Linked DNA regions of Homo sapiens: region 1 is linked to region 2. The links are chromatin contacts, found by Hi-C or POLR2A ChIA-PET in ENCODE. All regions are on one chromosome and are shown on one strand. Each heading gives the region's core, a stretch centred on a gene start or an enhancer-like site at or near the end of the contact. The rest is flanking DNA. Distances are from core to core; before and after follow the strand shown.

What was found. A loop is a pair of places that touch in the nucleus more often than their neighbours do. ChIA-PET counts read pairs that join two places held with the same protein, here RNA polymerase II (POLR2A). Pooled maps may share reads with other maps.
Region 1: a loop to region 2 is called in a pooled map, with 2.0 times the contacts of the local background. The contact joins two enhancer-like sites. A Hi-C loop is called at or near these places in 4 of 50 pooled maps. POLR2A ChIA-PET finds 5 or more read pairs at or near these places in 2 of 52 experiments (IMR-90 and WTC11).

What each region holds. Positions count from the first base shown.
Region 1 is chr15:71,778,041-71,782,181 of GRCh38, forward strand. It overlaps THSD4 (thrombospondin type 1 domain containing 4), which reads left to right. Exons shown (of 18, transcript NM_024817.3): 18 at 1-4,141. Among named protein-coding and RNA genes, the nearest start is that of NR2E3, 30 kb to the right of the region's middle. RefSeq lists an enhancer at 3,920-4,009. Within about 2 kb of position 2,596, at least 11 of the 41 ENCODE cell types and tissues checked have a DNase peak (open chromatin) inside an H3K27ac peak, as active enhancers do.
Region 2 is chr15:71,440,896-71,445,670 of GRCh38, forward strand. The region is part of intron 7 of THSD4 (thrombospondin type 1 domain containing 4); the gene reads left to right. Among named protein-coding and RNA genes, the nearest start is that of THSD4-AS2, 250 kb to the right of the region's middle. Within about 2 kb of position 2,751, at least 4 of the 41 ENCODE cell types and tissues checked have a DNase peak (open chromatin) inside an H3K27ac peak, as active enhancers do.

The sequences.
Region 1 (4,141 bases), core at 1,346-3,845, 340 kb after region 2:
AAACTGAGGCTCAACTTAAGTAATTGACCTGCCAGGTATATTCACCCATCCAGTGGAAGAGCTGAGTCCCCGCCCCAGTCATCTACCAGTATCCAGCCTGGGGCCTGTACTTAGATGTGAAAGGTGCTGCTTCATTTCTGACCAAGAGACTGAGAAGTTTCCCAGAATGCAAACAAAGCCCAGGCCCCTGAAATCTTTCCGGTCAAGCCTTTATCCCAGCACTCAGTTGTTTTGGATGTCTGTTCCTACTTGCCCTTACCCCCAAAGTTACAGATCCTAGTTACAGGACTCTGCCAGCTTTGTTAAACTGTCCGTGAGACAAGAAAGCCATTGGGGAAACCAGGTGATTGCCTGAAATTCTTACTCCGTTCCAAGTGCTGTTCCTCCCAGGAAATCAAAGGCCAGGGTCCTTATGGCCGTGGAGCCTTCCCGACCACAGAGCCAACTTGTGAAGCACACAGCTCTGCAGCCTGGGCTCTGCCCTGCCTCAGCCGCCTCCCCCACGCTCTTCACCACGTTCCTGGAGAGTCCGGCCAACCTGTCCCAGCCGAAACACTGCTGTATTAGAAAAAGTCTCTTTCTGGTCTTTCTGGTTTTGTTTATGAATTTCCCTCTGTGGCCACAAATTCCTCCCCTCCCCCATGACTCACAGTCCATATGGCCCACCCCCAGACTTGAGCACCAAGCTCTGCATTAATGCAGTTGGCCTGCGACAAGGAGCTGTGGACCCTTCCCCATCTCTTCCAATTCACTTTCCCCAACTATCCAGTTCCAGAGGCCGCAGGCCTGGAAGGATGCAGTGCATATTGAAAGGTGGACCCTCTGAAAACAGTTAAGAGGAATATATGTATGTTTTACCCATTAAGAAAAAATGGCAAGCTAAACAAATGTTAAACTTACAGAAAATTTGTCTTATGGTCCTGAGCATATTTCCCTTTTAGAGCAAGCCTGGATTCTTAGCAAAGTGTTTCCCCCATTTGCTCTTTTAGCTGACAAATCTGCCACTGTGATGATGGTTTGCAGCTTTTGGAAGCAGTATGGCAACCTGGCCTGACATGCTCTTTAGGCTTCCACTAACCTGGGGCTTTCAGAAATTCTATTTGGCCTTTCTGTGGGTAGCTTTCCAGCTTCTCTTCTAGGGAGCCCCAGGCATCATTTCCCAAAAGCATCCCCATCTCCTGATTCTCTTGGAACTCCTACAGATAAGCATCCTGGCAGAGGCCCAGGCTCCCAAACCGACAAAGTGAAAAGAGACCAGAGAGGCCAAGCATATTGACTGGTGCTGTTCAGGGCCTGCTCTTTTCCACTCACCACTTGTTTTGCTGCTTGTCACGAGGAGAGTTGTTCCTGTATGTGGCTGCTCTCAGATCTTTCCAAGCAAGCCAGTCATTTGAAGAGGTTTTCTTTTCATGCTGGAGGGCAGGCTAAGATCAATGAGTGGAAGAGAGAAAGGCTGTTTTAGCTCAAGTTAAAGGAACACCTTCTAGCCATCAAAGCCGCCCAACAGAGGCAAGGGCCACCACACATGAGAGAGCGCTCTGTCCTTAAAGGGAATTCTCTGTTGAGTGGGAGGTGAACACCCTGGTTCTTCCAACTCAGGAATTCTCGTGGCTGGGCTGGGTCAGTGATGGCTTTGTCTCTTTATGTCTAAAGTGCCCTATGGCTGCTGAAGGTTACCTAACCATTCTTTAAAAGGAGAATGACCCTCCATGGGAATGGCCAGCCTGCCAACTGTGCAATTGAAGAAGACCCGATGGATCAACCCCATGTCTCCCTTGGGGAGAAAGTGCATAAACCAGGGGTCTCTTTTTTTTTTTCAACAAACCATTGAGCTGTTCTTGGAGTTCATCTCTGGAGAGGTTATACATTATTAGAAGTTTGATTATTATTATAGTTTGATCAATTTATTTGTCTTAGAGATCCAATTTTTACTAATTCCCTAGTTTTTTATTTCAGCATCTGAATGTCTTTCTCCCTAGCACAGTGCATACAATCAGGGCCTTGGGTATTTCCAGTGATAACTTTCCTTGGAGAGGATCTAAGAAAAGCCCAGATTTCGGTAGCCATCTCCCTCCAAATATGTCTCTTTCTGCTTTCTTAGTGCCCATTATTTCCCCCTCTCCTTTCTTCTGTCACTGCCATCTCCTTCTTGGTCTTCCCATTGTTCTTTAACTGGCCGTAATGTGGAATTGATATTTACATTTTGATACGGTTTTTTTCTTGGCCTGTGTACGGGATTGCCTCATTTCCTGCTCTGAATTTTAAAATTAGATATTAAAGCTGTCATATGGTTTCCTCACAAAAGTCAACAAAGTCCAAACAAAAATAGTTTGCCGTTTTACTTTCATCCATTGAAAAAGGAAATTGTGCCTCTTGCAGCCTAGGCAAAGGACATTTAGTACTATCGATTCTTTCCACCCTCACGATGACTTGCGGTTCTCTCTGTAGAAAAGGGATGGCCTAAGAAATACAACTAAAAAAACAAACAAAAACACCAAAAGAAAAAAAAAAGCCATTTAAAGCCAGCCACTAGAGGGAGTCAGTTCAGTTCCGTAAAGGTATGCTCAGTGCCCGCTGCCTGCAAGCTGTTGGGGACCCCAGGGAGGGCAAGGCAGCCTGTCCCCGCCCCCAGGGAACTAGAACATGACAAGAATTCTCCGCACTGTGCCTACCTGTCCCTTTACCTTACCTCTCTGGCCCAGAGTTCTTGGAGGGTTTTTTCTTTATTTTCTTATGTACTCATCTACTTATTCTCAAAGTATTTAGCATTCAACACTCTTTTTGCTTTAAAAAGAATGGCCTTACAAAGGGACAGAAAAGAGAAGACACGAGCTTGGTGTATTTTCATCAAGTTATGTGGCAGAGAAATCCAGATATTACCAGGACCTGTCTAAACAAATGTTGTGGGTTTTCTTTTCATTCGGATAGCCACTTTATAGTTGGAATATCAATTCTAATGAGGAGGAAGACATAAATATAAGTGGTAAAAAGAAACATGACTTCCCTTAAAACAGGCTGGATAATCTATATCAGCCTTGTGGGTGGAGACTAGTATTTGATCCTTGCCATATAAAACATTTTAATATGGTTTACATGGGAAAATATCGATGGCTTCCTCACAAAATGTATGGGTGACGTGAAGTTGAAGAGCCAATGGCTTGGGTGACACGTGCTGGATCCAAAAAGATCAGGGAGACTAGAATAAAACTTGGATGTTAAAAATTCACCAGGAATCCACATAAAGTACTATATTTGGGCTAAAATGAAAAACTAAATACAAGGTGGGAGAGAGGCAAGAATTTCAGTTGACTAAGCTCAGTGTGAGTCAAAGTGGGATGGAACCATGCAAAAACAAAACCCACAGACATGCAGGCTACGTGAGGAGAAAACAGTGGTGAGGATCACATCACATTGTGTTTGCATTTGCCGGAACCATACTTTAAGAAGAAAACCGATCATCTATAATAACATCAGTTTATCAATGCCCCGTCCTGATGAAGTGTGCAGACTCTCAGAAACAGCAGGAAGGACTTCATGAGAACCCTCAGGCTGGAGAAGGCACTAGGGCACAAGGAGAGCTCTCCTAGGACCAGGACCAAGAAGCTACAGGCAGGCACAGTTTAGCTCCTGCAGAGACCCAGCTTTTCACAAGTTGGAGCCTTCCAGAGATAGAGGGACTGTGGTAGGTGGTGACCCACCCATCACTGGAGGTGGAAGCAGAGGCCGTTTGCCAGGGATGCTGGAGAGGGGATTCAAGCATCTGGCTGGGCAACGTGATGCTCAGGGCCGTCTCCACTCAGGGCTTAGGGGAGTCTGTGAGTAGAAGAGCTTTAGGTGATTTGTTTGGTGGGGGAAGGCAAGTACACAGCTATGCACTTTCCGTTTCTGACTTTTGCCACCCTGTCAGCCATGGGGAGCCCACTGTGGGACTGAAACCCTGAGCTGAATGCGGCCTCATGTCTCAGAGAAACACTGGCAAGTTGGTCAGAGCCGCCGTCTGCATCGAGGCGTAGCTGAGCGGCAGGATGGGGGGCTGCCTGCCCAGGGTCTCTCACCGTGGTGTAAGCAGAGCCATGGCTTGCCTAGGACCCTATAGATACCATCACTCTTTCTCAGCTCGACTGGAGTTTCTGCACCTTTG
Region 2 (4,775 bases), core at 1,501-4,000:
TGTATGGACATGCAAAGTGAACTGCTCTTCAGACTCAGTTCTGAATCTGTTTTTTTGTTGTTGTTTAGTTCAGTCCTTCTTTGGCTCTTCTCAGACCAGGAGTGTGTATAAATTCACTAGTCAGATTATCTTAAGCAAGTCATAAAATTTCTCAGAGACACAGTCCTCTTATCTATAAATTTGAGATACTGAGTCCACATCATAAAATTCTGGGGGAATTAAATGAGATGTTTCATGTATAATGATCTGGGTTCAGTGCAGGGTGCATTGTGAATAATAAATAGCAGTGCTGGTGATGGGTAATGGTGATGGTGATGCGGGGATGTGTCTGGGAAGTCATTTGCATGGATCTTGATGTCTGGGGGTAGCAAAGACAGGCAGTGACCAGGTGCAGAAATTGTCCAGGATATTGTAACTGGATATTGGGATCAGTGGGCAACAGGGTTCGGGAGAGAGGGATGGAAGAAAGCCTCAGTGTCCTTGGAGAGTTTCACCTGTAGAATTTTTTTTTTTTTTTTTTTTTGAGATGGAGTCTTGCTCTTTTGCCCAGGCTGGAGTGCAGTGGTGCAAAATCTGCCCCCTGGGGTTTTTTTTTTTTTAAGCAATACTCCTGCCTCAGCCTCAGGAGTAGCTGGGACTACAGGTGTGCGCCACCACACCAGCTAATTTTTGTATTTTTAGTAGAGACGGGGTTTCACTATGTTGGCCAGGCTGGTCTCGAACTGCTGACCTCGTAATCTGCCCGCCTTGGCCTCACAAAGTGCTGGCATTACAGGCGTGAGCCACCATGTCCAGCCTCACCTGTAGAACTTTAAGAAGATATAGTAACATGCAGTAGGACTTACTACCCTGCCTCTCAGGAGCTGGATCTCCTTTATTAAGTTCCTAACTTTTCTGAGCCTCATTTTCCACTTTAGTAAAGCGGGGATGAGAGCAGTACTGACCCCGCAGGTTTGTGAGGATTCAATGAGACGGTGCATAAAAGAGCCCTAGACAATGCCTGGCACAGCTTAGTAAGCATGCAGTAGCTAAATGGTAGCCCTTGTTGCTATCTTTTTTGTTTTGTTTTGTTTTGTTTTTTTGAGACAGAGTCTTGCTCTGTCACCAGGCTGGAGTGAAGTGGCGCCATCTTGGCACACGGCAATCTCCGCCTCCCGGGTTCAAGCGATCCCCCTGCCTAAGCCTCCTGAGTAGTGGGGACTACAGGCATGCACCACCATACCCAGCTAATTTTTTTGTATTTTAGCAGAGATGGGGTTTCACTGTGTTGGCCATGATGGTCTCCATCTCCTGACCTCGTGATCCACCCACCTCAGCCTCCCAAAGTGCTGGGATTACAGACATGAGCCACCGCACCCAGCCCCTTGTTGCTATCCAAAGGAAGGAGATGAGGCCGAGTGCAGTGGCTCCCACCTGTAATCCCAGCACTTTGGGAGGCCAAGCCAGGCAGATCACCTGAGGTCAGGAGTTCAAGACCAGCCTGGCCAACATGGTGAAACCCTGTCTCTACTAAAAATACAAAAATTAGCTGGGCGTGGTGGCACATACCTGTAATCCCAGCTACTTGGGAGGCTGAGGCAGAAGAATCGCTTGAACCCGGGAGGCAGAGGTTGCAGCGAGCCGAGACCACACCACTACACTCCAGCCTGGGCAACAGAGCAAAACTCCATCTCAAAAAAAAAAAATATATATATATATATATATATGTGTGTGTGTGTGTGTGTATATATATATGTATGTGTGTGTATATGTGTGTGTGTGTGTGTATATATATATATATATATATATATATATATATATATATATATGAAGGGAGGAGATGAAAGCAGAAGTTTCAAAACAGGACAAACAAAACTCAGACACATGACTCTGCTTCCTCTTTGCTTTGGTATAGGCTGTTCCCTCTGCCTGGAAATCTTTTTCTTCCCTTATGTACCCACATAGGTCACCTTTGGTAGAGCAATCTCTGATTCTGGCAGGCATCGTTGCTCCTTTTACTGTGTTTCCAGTCCCCATAGTCCCTTGTGCTTGACACCTTCTTGTTCTTGCTAGACTGTTTATGCATCGAACCCTCCGATAAACCATGAGCCCCTTGAGGGCAGACCCAGGAAGATTAGGTACTTAAGAAATGTTGAAAGAATTATGAATACACTAAAAATACAAGAGAAAGGGGGAGAAAGAGGGGAGCAGAGAGACAGTGAAACAAGTGTGGCAAAATGTTCACTGAATCTAGGTGAAGGGTACATGAATGTTGGTTGAACTATTCTTGCAACTTTTTCTTTAGGTGTGAAATCTTTCCAAATACAAAGTTGGAGGAGGAAAAATGTTAAGGATTTTTCTTTTTACATTCAAAGCATTCCTTTTTAGGGAGATTGGCCTAGGCTCTCCCCTTCTCTGGCCTCCCTGGGTTGCTCTGGTTGCTCATAAATGCTGTTTGTGACCGAAAGGTGAAGCTATCCTTTCTCTCTGCAGGTCTTTTTACCCAACTTGGCTTCTATCGACTGATGTCCAACCTGTAATTAAAAGAAAAACAGATCCCTCTCTCTCTCTATGTATATATGAGCACCCCACCTGATGTTGTTTGGAAGCTACAGTGTATTTCTGAATTTAGAGTAAGGAGGGAGAACATCGAATTTTGCAAAGAGGAAGCATTGAAACAGCCCTTTGAAAATACATGTTAAGTTCAGAGGCAAAACAAAACAAAAAACACAGCAAACCTGTATGTTGTCCCTTCCAGGTCCCCCTGCTGGGCATTTGCAGAACCGCAGCATCCCAGATCACTCGTTAAAAAATTTCCACGTTGCGCTTTTTGAAAAGCATAAAAGGTGCATGTTCAAAGCTGTATCCTGACCCCATTCCCTCTACAACATACATTGCTTCAGCTGTTAAGCTCTATATTGAATGAAAGCACAATGGGAAAATAGAATTTCAAAACTAAAGCAAAGGTGCATAACAAATACTCTTCAAATGCTTCTGTTTTATGTTATCTCATTTCATTTTAAGAAAGGCCCTGAGGCAAATCCTAGAAGTAAAGACAGCCACACTGCTAAAGCATAGGTGCTGCTTCTCAGTGGAAAATCTGTCTGTCTCATGGTTATCCAAGGCTGAGGTGGTCCTTTCTGATCTAATAGACCTTTTGTCTGCATTTAAAAAAAAGTTCCTAAGAACTAGAACTTCCCCACAATGAATGGCCTATTCCTTGTTATAACACCTTCCCTGTTAAAACGGTGCAAGTGCTTAATAAATGCATGATGAATGGTGGGTTGCTGGGTGGACAGGCACGCAGAGAGGTATTTGGGTTGAGTGTGGACAAACTGGTAAGCTGGAGAAACTGGTGCCAAAAAGGGATGTTTACACTAAGTGCAGATTTGGACAGGATCACTGCTAGATCCCTTCCATCTAAGATATTGCAAATCACAAATTCTGAAGAACTCAGTGGAGAATTCTAAAGCATGGGGTCCACCTGAAGAGTCCCAGACTGATGCCGTCTCTTCTACAGCCACTGGTGTCATTGTTAATCTTGTCCAGTCACATGTCAATGTAACTCTTAGTCAGAAGACAGAAATATACCAAGAGAATCCATGTGTCGTCTGTAGCCCATGCCTCTCTCCTGAGCACCAGACTCATCTGCTAATTCACTGCTTTCCATTTCTACCCACACATCTCACAGCACCTCACGCTGCACGTGACTAAACCTGAGCTCATTATATTTTCTTCCTCCCTTGTGCACGCTCTTGGGTTTCTGATTTTGGTGAGTGACACCTCCACTCAATGAGTCCCCATGACAGACCAGCTGGATGCCTTCTTCATTCCCACCTCTCCATGATCATTGGTGACCCAGTTCTATTTATTCTTGAAGTCTCAGAAGAGCTTCATTTCACATCATCTTCTTTGGACCATTGCAGTGGTCTACTAACTAGTCTTCCTTCCTTTTCTTATTCTTTTTCAGGTGAGCTTTCATTTTACCGTCAGAGGGATTCTAAAATATAAATTATTCCCCTGCCTCTGTGCCCACTCTACCTCTCCCCATTGTCCACAGATAAAAGTCCAAATTCCTTAGCATGGCATTCAGTATGTTCCATGATCTAGCCCCTGCCTACCTCTCCATTCTTAAAGCAAACATTCCAACCATACCAAACCACGTACAGCTCTCTGAATAGGCCATGCCTCTGGGCTCTGTCCCTACTTGTTTTTCTATGGGGAATACCTTTTCCTATCTGTACACATGGCAAATAGCTGTTCACCTGGCAAGACACAGCTTCGGTGTCATTTCTTCTATAGTGCTGTTACTCTTGGTCCCCAGAGAGGGTGGCTTCCTCTCCCTGTCGTGCCCCAAATAGACCTCTTTTAAGACACCCATCATTCTTTATTGCCCTTTTTGATTTACGTATCTACCTCCCCACAGATGCACAGAAAAATCCTAAACTAGGAACAAACCTTGTCTTACTCATCTTTGATCCTCCACTATCTAGCACAGTGAGTCAGCGCATAATACTTACTCAAAAGATGTTTGTTCAAATGAACAAATCCATCTATTATTTAACCAGTCATGAGATCACCATGGGAGCAACACTGTTCATCTGGAGCTGCTGATATCATACCATATGTTCATTCTTCACCAGGTGTTACCTGGATATCCCCTCATCTCACAACCTCAGAGTGCAGATGTGTCACATTTACAGAAGCACCAGCAAAGTCAATGTTCTGTTCCCCGTCATCTTGATTGACAGGAGGTTCTCTGTTTTCTCAGATGATCCTTCCCATCATTTCCAAAT